Linked DNA regions of Homo sapiens: regions 2, 3 and 4 are each linked to region 1. A link is a loop called in an ENCODE intact Hi-C map of the cell type or tissue named here. Cell type or tissue: PC-3. All regions are shown on one strand. Region 1 overlaps RALBP1 (ralA binding protein 1). Region 2 has its middle 51 kb from the start of RALBP1. Region 3 has its middle 38 kb from the start of TWSG1-DT. Region 4 holds the start of NDUFV2 (NADH:ubiquinone oxidoreductase core subunit V2).

What was found. A loop is a pair of places that touch in the nucleus more often than their neighbours do. Peaks named below come from ENCODE experiments on the same cell type or tissue, not always from the same donor. Only the 100,000 strongest peaks of a DNase experiment are listed, where the experiment ranks them.
Region 2: a loop joins it to region 1, with 7 times the contacts of the local background. A loop is called at or near these places in 7 of 110 quality-filtered maps.
Region 3: it touches region 1 in a loop (7-fold over the local background); 4 of 110 quality-filtered maps call a loop at or near these places.
Region 4: it touches region 1 in a loop (11-fold over the local background); 2 of 110 quality-filtered maps call a loop at or near these places.

Annotation. Positions count from the first base shown.
Region 1 is chr18:9,511,700-9,516,699 of GRCh38, reverse strand. RALBP1 (ralA binding protein 1) reads right to left here. Exons shown (of 10, transcript NM_006788.4): 2 at 3,411-3,709. The coding sequence starts at 3,654. Among named protein-coding and RNA genes, the nearest start is that of RALBP1, 39 kb to the right of the region's middle. In PC-3, a CTCF peak has its summit at 58 (motif pointing right); DNase peaks (open chromatin) are centred at 69 and 2,459; H3K4me3 peaks cover 758 bases; H3K27ac peaks cover 2,127 bases.
Region 2 is chr18:9,421,661-9,426,660 of GRCh38, reverse strand. No RefSeq gene overlaps it. Among named protein-coding and RNA genes, the nearest start is that of RALBP1, 51 kb to the left of the region's middle. In PC-3, a CTCF peak has its summit at 3,050; a DNase peak (open chromatin) is centred at 3,670; H3K27ac peaks cover 2,016 bases.
Region 3 is chr18:9,293,652-9,298,651 of GRCh38, reverse strand. No RefSeq gene overlaps it. Among named protein-coding and RNA genes, the nearest start is that of TWSG1-DT, 38 kb to the left of the region's middle. In PC-3, no CTCF peak of the experiment used is centred here; a DNase peak (open chromatin) is centred at 2,201; H3K27ac peaks cover 345 bases.
Region 4 is chr18:9,100,717-9,105,716 of GRCh38, reverse strand. It overlaps NDUFV2 (NADH:ubiquinone oxidoreductase core subunit V2), which reads right to left and starts at 3,018. Exons shown (of 8, transcript NM_021074.5): 1 at 2,920-3,018. The coding sequence starts at 2,973. RefSeq lists an enhancer at 1,949-2,658 and a silencer at 2,931-3,290. In PC-3, CTCF peaks have their summits at 1,898 and 2,098; DNase peaks (open chromatin) are centred at 966 and 3,106; H3K4me3 peaks cover 4,173 bases; H3K27ac peaks cover 4,015 bases.

The DNA.
Region 1 (5,000 bases):
CTCCCAGCAAAGAAATGGGTTTCTTCTCAAAAAGAGATGTTGCAGTGACATCTCTTGACCACAAGAGGGGGACAAATAGATAGCAGTTACCATCCTTACAATATTAGGAGGGGAAACAGGGTTTATATTACATATGTGTGTAAGTGGAATTCAGGCAAACCAAACATTAGAGATACACCTGAAAGGCTCTACATAGAGGGCTAATGGAATGAATCCTTTTCTAAAGTAGACCGAGCATCCTTTCATCACGTGAGTCGTGTCCTCTAACATACTACGGGTTGAGTATCCCTTATCTGAAATACTTGAGACCAGAAGTGTTTCAAATTTCAGATTTTTCTGGATATTTGCATTATACCAGTTCAACATCTCTAACCCAAAAAATCTGAAATCCAAAATGCTCCAATGAGCATTTCCTCCAAGTGTCATGCCAGTGCTCAAAAAGATTCAGATTTTGTAGCATTTTGGATTTTCGGAATAGGGATACTCAACCTGTGTTCACTTTACCTACCCTAGCTTTTCCAGCTAAGTGCTGCCTAGCCTATAACTTTAGGCAATCTCAGAGAATGACGAACTGCACTACTGTTTATGTGTTTCAGTTATTCTCCTATGACACTTCACTCTCCTGTCACCAGCTGCTAAGTTCTTTATGGAGACTGCAGCAGGAACTGCAGACTCTTTTAAGTAGAGGATTGAACTGAGAAATTCCCTCATCTTTAGATGGTGGCCAAATCCACTGGGCCCACTTCCCTGCATCAGAAACCTCTGGTTTTTCACACACTGACAAATGTGCCCAATTGCTTTACCAACCATGTCAGAGTTGTCATAGTTTGGTTTTGTTGTTTTTTTTTTTAATATCTGTAACTCTCCTAATTCTTTTCCTTAGCTAGCTACCTTGCAAGCTATTATATAAAAGATAACAGCTATTTCCTAAGTTACCCTCTAACTAAAATACCATGTACCCCACACCAACCAGAATGGCAAGAATCTTAAGGACAAAATACCATGATGCTTTAGCAAGTGGAATATTCATACATTGCTGGTGAGAAGGTAAACTGGTACAAGCATTCTGGAAGACTGTTTTGCAGGGATCTACTGAAGCTGAAATACACATGGCCTACAAATGAGCAATTCCACTCCCAGGCATAAACATAACAGAAATACAAAAACATGTACACCACAGAAGCACTATTCATAACAGTCAAAAACTGAAAACCACCCAAACAAGCAACAAAAGTAGAAGAGATTAATAAACTCTAACATATAATGCAATGAAACAATATCTAGTGCAAAGATGAACAAATTACTGCCACATGGAATAACATGAATCAATCTAACAAACATGTTAGGTTAAAGCTGCCTCCTCATGTATTTTAAGTTTGGCCTAAAGGTTTCTCCGAACATAGGGAACTGTAACCTAACTGGATGTGTACACAGACTGTAATCTACTCTTGTACCAATTACAGAGTTTTGGCCAATCACAGGGGGGCAACTGTTCAAACTGCTCAAATAAGGCTAATGCCATGCTATAACCAATCCAGCTGTTTATGTACCTCACTTCTGTTTTCTGTGTGTCACTTTACATTTTCCGTCCATAAATATTACGTGACCATGTGGCAGCCCCAGAGTCGCTCTAAATCTATTCTGGTTTAGGGGCTACTGGATTCCCTAATCGTTCTTTGCTCAATTAAACTCTGTTAAACTGGCAAGGCAGGGTGGCTCACACCTGTAATCCCAGCACTTTGGGAGGCTGAGGTGGGCAGATCACTTGAGGTCAAGAGTTTGAGACCAGCCTCACCAACATGGTGAAACCCTGTCTCTACTAAAAATACAAAAATTAGCCAGGCATGGTGGCGGGTGCCTGTAATCCCAGCTACTTGGGAGGCTGAGGCAGGAGAATCACTTGAACCTGGGAGGCAGAGGTTGCAGTGACCCGTGATCACACTATTGCACTACAGCCTGAGCAACAGAGCAAGACTCTGTCTCAAAATAAAAACACAAAAGAAAAAAAACCCATTAAATTTAGTTTGTCTAAAAGTTTTACTTTTAACATATAATATTGGGTAAAAGAAGCTAGACACAAATAGAAGTATGCGTAAGTTTAAAATCAGGCAGCATCAATCAACAATAAAAGAAGTTTACTTATGGGAGGGGTAGGTGATTCCCTTTAAAGAGGCACAAAAGAAAATTGATAATGCTCTATTTCCAGATCCTTGTAGTGGTTACACAGGCATACCCACTCATCAAGTTGTATACAATTTGTGTACTCTGTGTAATTCTTCAAAAACAAATCAATTTAAAATGTCATGAAGTTCAAAATAAGGAATACTTAACATAACTCACTTTATTTGCTTTTAACATACTAAAAAGCCACGCTCAAATGATTCATCCTCCCTACTGAATAGGACCTCAAATGGAATGTATCATGGTATTTGCTTAAGATAAATAGCTACTTTATTGAAGGTTCCAAAAAAGTGTATCCCAAATAGCGAACACGACCTACCCAAGAAAAGTAAGATGCCTTAAGGGGAAAATTCCAGTATCTACCTTTTTTTGGGTGGGGCGTCAGCGGAGGAGAGGACAGAGTCTCACTCTGTCACCCAGGCTGGACTACAGTGGTGCAAGCATAGCTCACTGCAGCCTCAATCTCCTAGGCTCCTAAGCGGCTGTGACTACAGGCACACATCACCATGCTCAGCTAATGGTTTAAATTTTTGTTTCTCAGGCTCTTGAACTTCTGACTTCAAGCAATCCTCCCATCTCAGCCTCCCAAAGTGCTGGGATTATAGGCGTAAGCCACTGTGGCCAGCTTAATATCTTTCTAGACATCATTTTGAGTTATTACTTCAGGAAATATCCGCTAGAAAACTTTTCCATTTCTGGAAACTCAGTATTTTTATTTGTGAGATTAAGATCCCAAAATACAACTCTAATATACAAAAACTGAGACCCTGAAAAATAAAGAACAGAAAAGTCAAACAAGAATCTCTGCCTTCACATGTTTCCAGAAGACAGCTGGTACATGTAATTAGAGTGGAAGTTTATTTAAAATATATCTAGGACAGGCATAGTGGCTCACGCCTGTAATCCCAGCACTGTGGGAGGCCGAGGTGGGTAGATCACTTAAGGTCAGGAGTTCAAGACCAGCCTGGCCAACACGGCAAAACCCTGTCTCTACTAAAAACACAAAAATTAGCTGGGCATGGTGGCGCACGCCTGTAGTCCCAGCTATTCGGGAGACTAAGACATGAGAATTGCTTGAACCTCGAGGCGGAGGTTGCAGTGAGCTGAGATTGTGCTACTGCACTCCAACCTGGGCAACAGAGCAAGACTCTGTCCCAAAAAATAATAATAAAATAAAGTAAAATAAAATAAAATAAAAATATCTAGGCATAGGAAAAAATGGCACTTACTCCTCTTTTCCTTTTTCTTAAATTTCCCTTTTTTCTTCCCATGATCTTTCTCATCATCAGACACTACATCAGGAGGCTCATGGAGGATGTCATGGGGAGGTGAGGGCTCGCCAGTGCGGTACAATCCAGGAAACTTAGTAGGGCTGATCTCTTCAGAGCTGGGGGTCCGGGTAAGCCCGCTGCCATGCTCCACCCTGCGGTGTTCACTGGGGCTGCTGGTGGGGGGCAGGAAGCACTCAGTCATGCTGATGCCCTGACTAGGAAGGGACGAGGTCTTCTCTGTTACCTATCCATTACACCTGCACCAAGAGAAAAAACATTAGCAGAGTCACCTAACACCAAGGAACAAAAACACCACAGCATTTACAAATCAAAAATATTTTCTCCACAAACCCCCTTGTAAAAAACTCTTTCATTTTATTGTCTCGAGATATATTCCATGCATCACACATTTCAGTTCTCAGGGTTGAAAGCACTGGGATCTTCGAGTATTCAAAAAATAAATCAAATGAAAATCAGAGGTAGAGTTCTCAAAGTAGAATATGGAATTCCTTAAAAAAAAAAAACCACTCATCATTCTAAAGTGCTTCATTTTGACTGCTCCCCAACATAAAATCTTACTATTTTGCTTTATGACTAAACAACTATAAATAAGTTACAAAGACGACTTTATAACTACATATGAACAGTTCACATCATAATTAAATTTTATAATTAAAATGATATATTTAATGATTCATATAATTACAGACCACTGATTCTACGATGCATGCAATTTTATATGCAGCTCATGTATTGATAATAACTATATTTTTGTACTGCAGTTATGCTAAAAGAAATGAAGGAACCCTCATTTAATCAATCCTAAAATACATGCAAAATAGTTTTACTACAACAGATGCTACAAAGGACAAATGTAAGAGGAGTTCAAAATTTGTTTGCATTTTCTCCCTTCTTTAGGATGGTAGGTACACAGTCAAAGTACTGCGTTTGAAAGTTACTTGGATTAATTCTTATTCCTCTTTAATGTCATTATGATATTCATTTGAAATACTATCAGAATCACTTTTTCTCTTTGCGCTCATTTATTTTTTTTATTTTTTTTGAGAGATGGAATTTCGCTCTTGTTGCCCAGGCTGGAATGCAATGGCGCAATCTCGGCTCACTGCAACCTCCGCCTCCCAGGTTCAAGTGATTCTCCCGCCTCAGCCTCCTGAGTAGCTGGGATTACAGGTGCCTGCCACCACACCCGGCTAATTTTTTGTATTTTCAGTAGAGACAGGGTTTCACCATATTGGTTAGGCTGGTCTCGAACTCCTGGCCTCAGGTGAGTCACCCGCCTCGGCCTCCCAAAGTGCTCGGATTACAGGTGTGAGCCATCGTGCCCGGCCTCTCTTTGCACTCACTTTAAATGTTAACTTTACAATTTAAAAAATCCACAAGCCATAAGTGACAATTCTGAGACCATAAATAAAGTCAAAGGACAAGCAAATGTGGAAAAAAAAAAGTTGCAAATTGGGAGAGGTAATTTCTTTAAAAAGCAAAGAGTTATTAACAAATTAATGAAAATAGCAACAAATTAAGAGAACC
Region 2 (5,000 bases), 90 kb after region 1:
TTTCTTTCTCTTTCTTTTTTGTTTTGAGACGGAGTCTCGCTCTGTCGCCCAGGCTGGAGTGCAGTGGCATGATCTCGGCTCACTTCAATCTCCATCTCCTGGGTTCAGTGATTCTCCTGCCTCAGCCTCCTGAGTAGCTGGGACTACAGGCGCCCACCACCATGCCCAGCTAATTTTTTGTACTTTTAGAAGAGTCAGGGCTTCATCGTGTTAGCCAGGATGGTCTCTACCTCCTGACCTTGTGATTTGCCTGCCTCAACCTCCCAAAGTGCTGGGATTACAGGCATGAGCCACTGTGCCTAGCCTATGGTGACACAATTTTCAAGCAAAAGGTGAAATCAAGCAAATGTTTGCAGTTTATGACTAATCATTTTAACTGTACTTTTAAACAAATTAAATGTTTATTATTTAAATTTTTCATTATGAAACATTTCAAACATATTCCATAGTCCTGGACTACAGCCACATCTCATTGCCACCCTTCTCCCCAACCCAAAGCCTCCTTTGCATCTTCCTCTTGTATCCCCCAACTTTAACCAAAAAGTATGGGACACCTCTCCTCCCTCCCTGGCAACCAATCACACACCCATTACTATCCCATTAAAACCTAATCACCCTTACCCCACTTAATGCCAGTATCCCATCCCACAGCAGGCTTTAAGGGGACTGAAACCTGTTATCAGTTGCCTGCTACAGCACGGGCTTCTAAAGCCTATAAACTCTCCTTACAATTCCCCCATTTTACCTGTCCCAAAACTGGACAAGTCTTACAGGTTAGTTCAGGATCTGCACCTTATCAACCAAATTGTTTTGCCTATCCACCCTGTGGTGCCCAACCCATACACTATTTTGTCCTCAATACCTTCCTCCACAACTCACTATTCCATTCTTGATCTTAAAGATGCTTTTTTCACTATTCCCCTGAACCCCTCATCCCAGCCTCTCTTTGCTTTTACCTGGACTGACCCTGATACCCATCAGTCCCAGCAGCTTACCTGGGTGGTACTGCCACAAGGCTTCAGGGACAGCCCTCATTACTTCAGCCAAGCTATTTCTTATGATTTACTTTCTTTCCACCCCTCTGCTTCTCACCTTATTCAATATATTGATGGCCTTCTACTTCGTAGCCCCTCCCTTGAATCTTCTCAACAAGATACCCTTCTGCTCCTTCAACATTTATTCTCCAAGGAATATCAGGTATCCCCCTCCAAAGCTTAAATTTCTTCTCCATCCATTACCTACCTTGGCATAACTCTTCATGAAAACACACATACTCCCCCTGCCGATTGTGTCTGGCTGATCTCTCAAACCCCAACCCCTTCTACAAAGCAGCAACTCCTTTCCTCCCTGGGCATGGTTGGATACTTTCGCCTTTGGATACCTGGTTTTGCCATCCTAACAAAACCATTATATAAACTCACAAAGGAAAACCTATCTGACCCCATACATCCTAAATCCTTTCTCCACTCCTCTTTCCATTCCTTAAAAGCAGCTCTAGAGACTGCTCCCATATTAGCTCTCCCTGACTCATCCCAACTTTTTCATTACAAACAGCCAAAGTGCAGGGCTGTGCAGTCGGAATTCTTACACAAGGATCAGGACTGTGCCCTGTAGCCTTTTTGTCCAACTTGACCTTACCGTTTTAGGCTGGCCCTCATGTCTGCATGAGGTGGCTGCTGCTGCTCTAATACTTTTAGAGGCCCTCAAAATCACAAACTATGCTCAACTCACTCTCTACTGTTCTCATAACTTTCAAAATCTATTTTCTTCCTCACGCCTGATGGATATACTTTCTGCTCCCCTCTCCCCACCCTCGGCTCCTTCAGCTGTACTCACTCTTTGTTGAGTCTCTCACAATTGCCATTTTTCCTGGCCCAGACTTCAACCTGGCCTCCCACATTATTCCTGATACCACACCTGACCCCCATGACTGTATCTCTCTGATCCACCTGACATTTACTCCATTTCCCCATATTTCCTTCTTTCCTGTTCCTCACCCTGATCACACTTGGTTTATTGATGGCAGTTCCACCAGGCCTAATCGCCACTCACCAGCAAAGGCAGGCTATGCTATAGTATCTTCCACATCTATAATTGAGGCTACCACTCTGCCCCACTCCATCATCTCTCAGCAAGCCAAACTCATTGCCTTAACTCGAGCCTCACTCTTGCAAAAGGACTATGTGTCAATATTTATACTGACTCTAAATATGCCTTCCATATCCTGCACCACCGTGCTGTTATATGGGCTGAAAGAGGTTTCCTCGCTATGCAAATGTCCTCCATCATTAATGTCTCTTTAATAAAAACTCTTCTCAAGGCCGCTTTACTTTCAAAGGAAGCTGGAGTCATTCACTGCAAAGGCCATCAAAGGGCCTCAGACCCCACTGCTCAAGGCAACAATTATGCTGATAAGACAGCTAATGAAGCAGCCATTATTCCTACTTCTGTCCTCACGGCCAGTTTTTCTCCTTCTCATCAGTCACTTCTACTTACTCTCCCGCTGAAGTTTCCACCTATCAATCCATCCCCACTCAAGGCAAATAGTTCTTGGACCAAGGAAAATTCCTCCTTCCAGCCTCACAGGCTCATTCCATTCTATTGTCCTTTCATAACCTGTTCCATGTGGGTTACAAGCCACTAGCCCGCCTCTTAGAACCTCTCATTTCCTTTAAGACATTTGTCCTGCATTTCACTCCATCCTTGGCTACCTTCCCCTTGTTCTTTGGACTCTCCTCCCAGCCCCCCTTCTTGTTTACTTATACCCAACCCCTGAATAACAATGGAAGGTTTCTTGTAGACACTATGTTCTCATAACTTTCTCTACATACTATAAAAATTGAACCTTCTCCTCTGCCCAGTTGCCCCATCAATCCCCATTACAACCTCTAACTGCTGCTGCCCTCACTGGATCCCTAGGAGTCTGGGTGCAAGACACCTCTTTTGGTGCTCCCTCTCATCTTTTCACTTTACATTTCCAGTTTTGCCTTACACAAGGTCTCTTGGAAGGAGGAAGCTCTGTAGATCCTCCACCTATGTGTGTCCACCTGCTGGTTGGACAGGCACATGTACATTAGTTTTCCTTACCCCCAAAAATCAATTTGCAAATGGGACTGAACAGCTTCCTGTTCCCCTCATGTCACCAACACTTCACTACTATTTTGTTTTGTTTTGTTTATTGTTAATATAAGAAGACAGGAATAGGCCTTGACTTACTGCTGAAAAAGGAGGACTCTGCATATTTCTAAATGAAGAGTGTTGTTTTTACCTAAATCAATCTGGCCTGGTATATGACAACATAAAATACTCAAGGATAGAGCCCAAAAGCTTGCCAACCAAGCAAATAATTACACTGAACTCCCTTGGGCACTCTCTGATTGGATGTCCTGGGCCCTCCCAATTCTTAGTCCTTTATACCTGTTTTTCTCCTTCTTGTTAGATATGAGTTCTAAATTTCTTTTCAAAGAATTAATATGTCAGTAAGTTCAATTCTTTGCCTTCTACTTTTAAACTTAACTTCCTTGTAAAGCAACCTTTTTTGATTGCTTACTCCACCCTGACTCATTCCGATTCCCTATGCCACCCTGACTCATTCCGATCACCTGCTCCACCCTGACTCATTCAGATTACCTGCTACCTGCTCTGCCCTGACTCCCGCCAAAGCACTCACCCCATCACTGTCTTTAAATTAGCCAATCGGAATTAGTTCAGCCTGTGCAGTCTAACCCCAGCCAATAGGGGAACGACACAGCAGCAGGGGCCAGGTGCGTCAGGGATAAGAATCCCTTCCCCTCCCTTGTCCAAGTGTGCACTCACCATTGCTTCATCTGTAAGGGCTCACCCTTCTACAGAAGTAACTTGCCTTGCTGAGAATTAAAAAGAAAATTTTATATTTGAGTGCTATTCCTTTTGCAGCACCAAAACTATATATACAACATTCTCTTATTTGGACCTTGTGTCTTCCATTTAGTTTCTCAATTCATTCAAAACCACATCCAGGCCATCACCAATCATTCTATATCACAAATCCTCCTTCTAATAACCCCACAATATCACCCCTTACCACAAAATCTTTCTTCAGTTTAATCTTTCCCACTCTAGGTTCCCACGCCGCCCCTAATCCCGCTCGAAGTGGCCCTGAGAAACATCGCCCATTATCTCTCCATACCACCCCCCAAAATGTTCACTGCCCCAACACTTCACCACTATTTTGTTTTGTTTTTCTTATTAATATAAGAAGACAGGAATGTCAGGCCTCTGAACCCAAGATAAGCCATCATAACCCCTATGGCCTGCACGTATACATCCAGATGGCCTGGAGCAACTGAGGAACCACAAAAGATGACATTCCACCATTGTGATTTGTTCCTGCCTGACCCCAACTAATCAATCGACCCTGTGACATTTCCCTCCCCACCTCCCACCCGCCCCAATGAGTCTCATGATCTCCCCACTCTGTACCTTGTGACCTCCGCCCCTGCCAGCAAGAGATAACCACCTTTAACTGTAATTTTCCGTTACCTACCCAAATCCCATAAAACTGCTCCACCCTTATCTCCCTTTGCTGACTCTCTTTTCGGACTCAGTCCATTTGCACCCAACTGAAATAAACAGCCTTGTTGCTCATACAAAGCCTCTTGGTGGACTCTCTTCACATGGACGCGTGTGACAGGACTCTGTTCTGAGCTGCTCACTGGGGGCAGGTTGCCTTCTGCTCAGGAGGCATTTGTGCAGCACTGCAGTTTATAAGGTGCCTTCACATCCAACATTTCACTGTTCCTCCTCCTTTAGGGTGAATATTTATAACCCTCATTTTGCATAAAATAAATGAGATTCAGGCATCCCAAGTGACCAGCCCAAGGATCTGCAGTCATTAAGGAGCAGAGCTAGGACTAAATGATGGTCTGGCCCCCGAGCCCAGAGCTCCTCCTCACAGAATATCTGGCCAAGTATAAACCGGGTAAATATCCCTATTTAATGTGAATATTTAAAATTGGACC
Region 3 (5,000 bases), 220 kb after region 1:
TGAGAGATCTCAGAGAACACAGCCATGCTGTGCCAGACTTTGGCCTCCAGAAGAGTTTTTTTTTTTTTTAGTTGAGACAGGGTCTCACTCTGTCACCCAGGCTGAAGTGCAGTGGTGAAATGACAGCTCATTGCAGCCTCAACCTCCTGGGCTGAAGCAATCCTGCCACCTCAGCCTCCCGAGTAGCTGGGACTACCAGCATGCACCACCAAGTCCAGCTAATTTTTGTATTTTTGTAGAGACAGGGTTTTGCCATGTTGCTCAGGCTGGTCTTGAACTCCTGGGCTCAGGCAATCCTCCTTGAGCCCATCTGCCTTTGCCTCCCAAAATGCTGGTGTGTCCGGAATTGGTGGATTCTTGGTCTCGCTGACTTCAAGAATGAAGCCGTGGACCCTCGCGGTGAGTGTTACAGTTCTTAATGATGATGTGTCTGGACTTTGTTCCTTCAGATGTTCAGATGTGTCTGGAGTTTCTTCCTTCTGGTGGGTTCATGGTCTTGTTGGCTTCAGGAGTAAAGCTGCAGACCTTCGCAGTGAGTGTCACAGTTCTTAAAAGCAGCGCATCTGGAGTTGTTTGTTGCTCCTGTCTGGAGTTGTTCGTCCCTCCCGGTGGGTTTGTGGTCTCGCTGGCTTCAAGAGTGAAGCTGCAGACCTTCACAGTGAGTGTTACAGCTCATAAAGGCGGTGTGGACCCAAAGAGTGAACAGCAGCAAGATTTAGTGCAAAAAGCAAAAGAACACAGCTTCTGCAGTGTGGAAGCAGACCTGAGCGGGTTGCCGTTGGGGCTGGGGCAGCCTGCTTTTATTCCCTTATGGAGCCCCACCCACATCCTGCTGATTGGTCCATTTTACAGAGAGCTGATTGATCCGTTTTCCAGAGAGCTGATTGGTCCATTTTGACAGGGTGCTGATTGGTGCGTTTACAATCCTCTAGCTAGACACAGAGTGTTGATTGGTGCATTTACAATCCTCTAGCTAGACATTAAAGTTCTCCAAGTCCCCACTAGATTGGCTAGACACAGAGCACCAATTGGTGCATTTACAAACCTTTAGCTAGACACAGAGTGCTGATTGGTGTATTTACAAACCTTTAGCTAGACATAAAAGTTCTCCAAGTCCCCACTGGATTAGCTGGATACAGGGTGCTGATTGGTGCATCCACAAACCCTGAGCTAGACACAGAGTGCTGATTGGTGCATATACAATCCTCCCACTAGACAGAAAAGGTCTCCAAGTCCCCACCTGATTCAGGAGCCCAGCTGGCTTCCCCTAGTGGATCACCTGCCCACCAGGGCCACAGGCGGAGCAGCCCACCAGTCCTGTGCCCCGTGCCTGCACTCCTCAGCCCTCGGGCAGTCGATGGGACGGGGCCGCGGAGCAGGGGTGGCACCCGTCGGGGAGGCTCAGGCTGCGAGGGAGCCCACAGGGCAGGGGTTGGGGGGCTCAGGCATGTCGGGCTTCAGATCCCGAGCCCTGCCCCACGGGGAGGCAGCTGAGGCCCGGCGAGAATTCCAGTGCGGCGTGGGCCGGCGGGCAGTGCTGAGGAACCCGGTGCACCCTCTGCATCTGCTGGCCCGGGTGCTAATCCCCTCACTGCCTGGGGCCAGTGGCACCAGCCGGCCGCTCTGAGTGTGGGGCCCACCGAGCCTGCGACAGATCCGGGAGAAGCCGGCAGGAGCCCAGAGGAAAGTTTTCTTTGTGAAGGGCAGGGCGCCCTGGAATGGGTTCGCGAGCCAGCGCCCACCTGGAACTTGCACTGGCCCATGAGTGCCATGCGCAGCGCTGGTTCCTGCCTGTGCCTCTCCCTCCACACCTCCCTGCAAGCAGAGGGAGCCAGCTGCAGCCACGGCCAGCCCAGAGAGGGGCTCCCACAGTGCAGCGGCAGGCTGACGGGCTCCTCAAGCATGGCCAGAGTGGACTCTGAGGCCAAGGAGGGCTGAGAGCGAGCAAGGGCTACTAGCATGTTGTCACCTCTCACTGGGACTATAGGCATGAGCCACTGCACCAGACCCAGTGTGTTGTTTTAACCTGCTAAATTTATAGTAATTTGTTATTAGTAATTTTTGTTTGTTCGTTTTTGTTTAGAGACTTGCTGTGTTGCCCAGGCTGGTCTCAAATTTCTGACTTCAAGCAATACTCCCATCTCGGCCTTCCAAGTAGCTAGAATTACAAGCTCATGCCACTATGCCCAGTTTATTAGTAATTTGATATGTAGTAATTTGATACTAGTGTAGCAGCAATAGAAATCTAATACAAAAAGCCTTTCAGAACTTTGAAGACTTTCCACTAGAGGCCATAGAGCATAGTTATTATCACACACTCTGGAGCCAGACTGCCTATGTTTGAATCTAACTCAGCCACTTTTTAGCTGGGTAATGTGTACTCTTCAGCAAGCTATTTAACCCCTCTGTGCCTCAGTTTCTTCAGCTGTAAAAGGGGCAGCATAATAAGAGTAATCCTATCTCATAGGTTTGTTGTAAGGATAAAATAAGTTAATATAATAAAGTGCTTATAATAGTGCTGATGGATATAACAGCAACCATATACATATAGATATGCTTGCTATTTTTTTTTCTTTTTTCTTTTTTCTTTTTTTTTTTTGAGACTGAGTCTCGCTCTGTCTCCCAGGTTGGAGTGCAGTGGTGTGATCTCAGCTCACTGCAACCTCCACTTCCCAGGTTCAAGTGATTCTCCTGCCTCAGCCTCCTGAGTAGCTGGGATTACAGACGTGTGCCACCACGCCCTAGTTAATTTTTGTATTTTTAGTAGAGGTGGGGTTTCACCATGTTTGCCAGGCTGTCTTGAACTCCCAACCTCAGGTGATCTGCCCACCTCGGCCTCCCAAAGTGCTGGGATTACAGGCATGAGCCACTGTGCCCGACTCACTTGCTATTATTATTCCATTGCCTTTTAGCATCCTGTTTTAGATGAGAAGTCTATGAGCTGATTTCATGCTCATTCTTTGTAGTTTATCTGCTCTTTCTCCCCAGATGGTTTTAGAATTTTCTCTTTAGGGTTTAGAAATGTCATCAAGGTGAGCCTAGCTAGGTATATGTCTTTGCATTATTTCCATTTGCCATTAAGCCCTGTAGACCTGAACACTCAGATCTTTATTAAGCTAATAATTATTTTTTCTTTGTCTTTGTGTGTGTGTGTGTGTGTGTGTGTGTGTGTGTGTGTGTGTGTGTGTGTGTGACAAAGAGTCTTGTTCTGTCACCCAGGCTGGAGTGCAGTGGTGCGATCACAGCTCACAGCAGCCTCGACCTCCTGGGCTAAAGCGATTCTCCCGCCTCAGCCTCCTGAGTAGGTGGGAATACAGGTGTACACCACCACACTCATCTAATTTTTAAAATTTTTTGGTAGAGATAGGGTTTTGCCACATTGCTCATGCTGGTCTTGAACTCCTGAGCTCAAGTGATGCACCCGCCTCAGCCTCCCAAGGTGCTGAGATTACAGGCGTGAGTCACCATGGCCAGCCTTTTGTCTCCTTTAAAAAAAAATTATCCTTTCCCTGTTTCTATGCACAGTCTCTGTAATGACTACTCTATTTATAATGGAACTCCTGGTTCACCTATTTATGTTTTCTTTCTTTCTTTCTTTTTTAAGACGGAGTTTCGCTCTTGTTGCCCAAGCTGGAGTGCAATGGCGTGATCTCGGCTCACTGCAACCTCCACCTCCCAGGTTCAAGCAATTCTTCTGCCTCAGCCTCCCGAGTAGCTGGGATTACAGGCATGTGCCACCACGCCCAGCTAATTTTGTATTTTTAGTAGAGATGGGGTTTCTCCATGTTGGTCAGGCTGGTCTTGAACTCCCAACCTCAGGTGATCTACCTGCCTCAGCCTTCCAAAGTGCTGGGATTACAAGCATGAGCCACTGTGCCAGGCCTTATGTTTTCTTAATTTTCCATTTAAAATTTACATTTCTTTTGTAGGAGATGGCAAGTGCCCATGGACTCTCATGGATGCTTCAAACAATCCTAATGTACTTTTTTTTTTTTTTAATTTGAACAAGTTGATTTAAAATTTCAACTGAAGACTGAATATTTAGGAACAGGCATGAGATTTTTTTTAAAAAAGGGTCGTATTGAACTGACACATAAAAGAATATATAAATATTTCTTTTATATTTTTTATATGTCATATAAAAATCATTTTATATGACATATAAAAATGATTTCATATTGGTAGCAAACAAATAGATTAAATAGAGCGAATCCTAAAACACATTCATATCTATTCAACTTTAATACCATGGTAGAATCAGTATTTCAGATTGGTGAATTTGTGCAAAAAGCAGATGAATTCCCAGATATTCTCCTAATCCAGACTGTGTAGCAATGGTAGTCTCTTTTCTCTATCCTGACAGATAGAGTTTTCTAATAGCTCTTGATTTTCAGAGTAAAAATAGAGTAAAATTATAGTATGGCCACCCAATAGATTCATTTTGCCCACTGCCCATATAGAGCCAATTTATCAAGACAGGGGAATTGCAACAGAGAAAGAGTTTAATTCACACAGAGATGGCTGCATGAATTAAACTCTTTATGGGATACCAGAGTTTTATTATGACTCAAATCAGCGTCTCTGAATTCAGAGGCTAGGGTTTTTCAGTGATAGTTTGGCAGACAAGGGAATGAGTGCTGCTGACTGGTTGGGGATACAGTTGCATGGGTGTGGAAAATGGTTCTCATGTGCTGAGTCTACTTCTGGGTGGGGCTGCAGGGCCAGTTGGTAGATCCAGGTGGAGCCATCAGTTGTCAGAAATGCAAAAACCTGGCCAGGCACGGTGGCTCACACCTGTAATCCCAGCAATTTGGGAGACTGAGCTGGGCGGATCACCTGAGGTCAGGAGTTCAAGACCAACCTGGCCAAAATGGCGAAGCCCTGTCTCCACTAAAAATACAAAAAATTAGCCAGATGTGGTGGTGCATGCCTGTAGTCCCAGCTACTCAGGAGGTTGAGGCAGGAGAATTGCTTGATCCTGGGAGGCAGAGGTTGCAGTG
Region 4 (5,000 bases), 410 kb after region 1:
CGATTAAGTCCAGATAACCCCACTGTAAACTGAAATTTACATACTTTCAATTTACAATGGGTTTAATCAGGATGTCATCTCATTGTAAGTAAAGGAGCATCTGTAATTGAAAATGCCACCACAACCCTCTCACCTTCGAAACTACAATAGCAGCTTGGGAATGAGGCAGTGATAAGTTCTAAAGTGGCATCAACATTACAGAAAAACCATGGGCAATTACTGAAGAAGGGAATAAACTTATTCTGATTATCTATTACTCCATAATTTATAACTTTTAGTCAATTACTACAATCACCTATGAGGTATTATCTCAGTTTACAGAAAAGAAAAATGAGGCTCAAAGAGATTAAGATGGCTCAAGATCACACAAACTAATACTTAATTCTAGCCATATTTTAAGCAATGATGAGCTGAAAAGCCTCGTCAAGAGAATGGCAGCTAGCAAAGCAGAAATTAGATTAGGCAATTTCTTTGAAAGCGTAAATAATCTTTAAAGGTTTCTCATTTAGGAAAGGAACTTAGGTAGACTTTTCTTGTACTTTTCTTGATACTTGCTAGGTTTAATGTGAAATCTCACTACTTGTGAAAGGTTAGAAGGGCCTGGTTGTATAAGTAATAGAACATCCTCACAATGGAATGCTATGTAGCATTAAAATGACAGTATAGAAATGTCTACTGATAAGGAAAGCTGTTCAGAATACATTACAAAAGAGCAGGCTACCAAACAGTATAAATACCTTTCCATTTTTGTAGAAACAAATTGTCTGTAAGGTCTGTTATGTGTAGACATCAAAATGTTAACAATGGTAATTTCCAGGTTGACAAGACAATGGATGATTTTTATTTTTTGAGCTTACTCTACTTGCTAGTCTCAGTATTGTTTTTTCTACACACGTATGACGTGTGTAATAAAAATTAAACTTATTCATCAACTCAAATATTTATTGTGTACATAGTGCATATCAGGTACTATTTGTTTAAAAAAGGGGGGAGGGTGGAAGGGGGAGGGAGAAGGGGAGACGGATGGAGAGAGAGAAGGAAGGAAGGAGGGAGGGAGAGAAAGAGAGTTCCAGAAACATTAAACCTGGATTACAATGGTCCTCCACTACCTCAAGTTGTTCTTTTTCATTAAAACTGCTTTTCAATTTATACTTCTAGCCCCTTTGCCTCAAAAACAAAAGAAACAAAATCTACAAGCACTCTAATTTCTTTTCTTTCTACCATGTCTGATCCTCATCATCTTTCACCTAGCATTCTGCAAGAGCCTCTTATCTACTTAGTCTCCCTGTTTCTGGGTCCAAATCAAACCCATTCCACCCTCAGTCCTATCCAGTGACCTATCCAAAACAGAAACCACATCTTATTCCTCTACTTTAAAACCTTTCACTGACTCCTGACGGCCTCTAAAATCAAATTCTTTAGTATGGCACGCCAGGAGCTCCAATATCTGGCCCCTGTCTCTCCCTTATTTCATTTGGGAACACACCTTACCTCCAACAGCAGAGGGTGGCTTCTCATACATACCGATCTTTTTCTTGCCAACAAGACTTTAAGTTGTCCTTTCCACCTAGAATACCCTCGGACCCCATGCCCAATCTGTTAGTATTACCTTCAGGAAAAATCTTATGCACCTTGAAACCACATTGGATGACCCTATTCATCTCTCTAACACTGTACTTTTACATTGTCTCAACCTTAAAGTTCCTCTTACATGAGACTATCAATTCCAAAAGAACGGGAACTGTCTAAATCTTTTCCTTATCTGTAATATGAGGAAAAAGTAATACCAGCCTCAAAAATGAGATGTGGAATGTAGATATTTAACTCGGTGCTTGGCATACAGAAAACAGTTATCAAATGACTATCATTATTATCCACACTGTTAACTAGAGCTCAGCAGTGCATGACGTACAGTAAGACTTCAAATGTTTATTGAAAGACTGAACTCTGCAAAAAGGAATATTCCCATTTTACAACTGAAGAAACTGAGGAAGATTAACAGCACAAAGTCATAGAGCCACAAAAGGCAGTTAAGCTAACATCCAAACTCGAGTCTAACTCTAAAGCCCTGAATTCATTCTCAATGAATATACACTAGCTCCCTCTTGCTGAGAACTGACTTAACCTATTTCACTCTTAGAAAACAAACAAAACTAAGGCTTCTTTCCAGTATTACTTGTGTAACAGGCCCTGTTGTTATAATCGACATTTCTGGAAATCTGCATTTTTAGATTAACGTGAAGGAGTGTTTCAACTTCTCTGCAATTCAATTTCCTTGCCTACCATGAGATGTACTTGGATCTCAAAAAGATCATTTAATCTCTAAAATCCTGTGGTTCTTTAATTGGGTGCTGTTATTTGCGGCGCCGTTCTTTCAGAGTTAGTTTGATACCGTTTATTTAGCCAGCATTTCCGATATGCAAAGCACAACTGCAGTAAATCAAACATTGGCCACCCTTTTCCAGCCCTAATGAAGTTCTCCCTAAGCCTTCACGAAGCAAGCCAGAGCTCTCCAGTATGCTGCAACCTAAAAGCATCGAGGTCACTAGGCTTGAAACGAGAGGTGCCTCCTTCGGAGCGACGGTCTTCGAAACTGATCTGGCCAGAGCAGGCCTAGATTCTGCGCTACAGCAAAACAGCAAAAACAAACAAACATATATATATATATCACCAAGCAGCCCCTCTTTTCTGTCCTCCTCGACCAAACTAGGAGTACACTTCCCAGTATGGCAACCCTCCCTCGGGGCTTCTCACGGTGGGGCTGCAGCGGCCTCCCTAAGAGGGCTAAGGCCGCAGTGTCCTTGCCGCCGCCTGCAGGCCCGTGCAGAGCCCAGGGCTCTCCTGCGCCCAAAACTAAGGGAGACACGGAGAGCAAGAGAAGGGCGGCGGCAGCGCCGGGCTCAGCTTGAGCCTCCTTACCCAGTGGGCGGTGAGGCCAGCCGCCCGGGCCCGGAGCGCCGCGGAGAAGAACATGGCGGGCCACACTGTTCACCTTCCCCAGCCGCGCCAGGCGAGAATCCCGAGCGCGCCCAGGGCGCACAGCGTGCGCGCTCCCGACCCCAGGCCTAGGCGACCCGGACGGCACGCCGCTCCCTTCGCCGAGGGGCGGGGGCTGACGGGAGGGAGCGAGGGCGCGCGGGGGCTGCTGGGGCCCTGTGGGCGGAGACTTCCCGGGGGAGGGGCGGGGACCAGTCCGTGCTCGGAAAGGGAGGTGTCCTACGGGCCGCTGCAGGGGTCCCGGCCTTGAAAAGAAGCGTCCCGGAGCTGCACCTTGGGCTCCTGGGTAACGAAGCGCCCGCCTGGATTTATAGGGGTGAGCTTCCCTCATGGAGAGCCTTGTGAGGATTAGCCACCTCCTCTTATATTGCTGTTAGTTAAAAATAAAGTCGGGTTGCAACCCACTATAAATCTTATTCTACATGTTACGAATTCAAGACACAGAGGGCTGCTATCCAGTGTGCTAGCCATAGACACCAAATGTCTTGGTTCCCAATCTTTTGCATTAGAGATATGTGCGACATATTTAGGGGTTAAATGGTATGATGTCTGGAATTTGCTTGAGAATAGTGGGGAGCGGGAGGTGAAAAATAAAGCAAGTTGGCCGTTAAGTAAGGCCATAGAAGCTGCATGGTCGTTCTTATTTACTATTCTCGGTACTTTTGTACATATTAGATATTTTCCATAATAAAGCTGAAAAAAAAACCCACTTCCTTCTTCATGTTTGTTTGGTTATCTCTGGAAATTCCAACAAGTATTTATTCAGTAACAGCTCTAATGTGCACAGCACTATTTCCTGGTGTGGACTTCCTCTTGATTTTTTACGTCACTGCCTTCTTTTCTGGAGTGTCACGTCCTGTACCCACCCCCTTCCTTTTGCCCATTTTCTTTGCTATAATAAACTTGTGAATAATTTCTAGAACATTCACAGCAGCACAGGGATTTTAAAAATTTATCCCTCATTAGTTTAAAAACTCAGAAATATTCCATTGCAACCCCTATGAATCATATTTCGCAAATCACAGAATTCAAGACACAGAGGACTGCTGCCCAGTGAGCTAGAAATAGATACCAAATGCCTTGGTTCCCACTCCTTTGCCTTATATTTTATGTTAGTTTGCCTCTCCTAAATTAGCTTCAGTATTTCCCTTTAAAAGGAAAAGACAGTCTGGCCCTTAATGTAAATGTATTTTGTTATAAAGTTACCTAAATACTTATACACCTGGCCGGGCGCGTGGCTCACGCCTGTAATCCCAGCACTTTGGGAGGCTGAGGTGGGCAGATCACGAGGTCAGGAGATCGAGACCATCCTGGCTAATACGGTGAAACCCCGTCTCTACTGAAAATACAAGACATTAGCCGGGCATGGTGGCAGGCGCCTGTAGTCCCAGCTACTCGGGAGGCTGAGGCAGGGGAATGGCGTGAACCCGGGAGGCGGAGCTTGCAGTGAGCCGAGATCGCGCCACTGCACTCCAGCCTGGGCGACGGAGCGAGACTCCGTCTCAAAAATAAAAAATAAAAAATAAAAATACTTATACACCTAACACTATTGTGCACATACTTACTGTTCTTATACAACTAAAGCCAAAACATGTCACAAATACTTGATGGATGAGATAGACATTATATGGATTCTTTTTGAATCTGTAATGCATGCTTTTACTGGATTTTATTAGGGCATTCTCTGACTCCCAATCCAGATTAGTCCTCAAGATACCGTCCCAAAATATGCCTGCCCGCACTTTCACTACTACATTTACGACCAGATTATAACCTCCATGGATGGAGAAACCTGCCCTTCCTATATTGTTTGGTTCAGCAACTTGCACTATACTTGGCAAGTAGAAGGCATTCAATAAATATTTGTTGTCTGAATGAAAATCTTGCCCATAGTGCAAATATTCTGCCTACCTAAAAGGGTTAGAATTATGCTCATTTCTATTTGTCTTAGGTCAGAATTATGCTTGTTTCTATGTGTATCGGTGAGAGTGCTTTTCGCTACA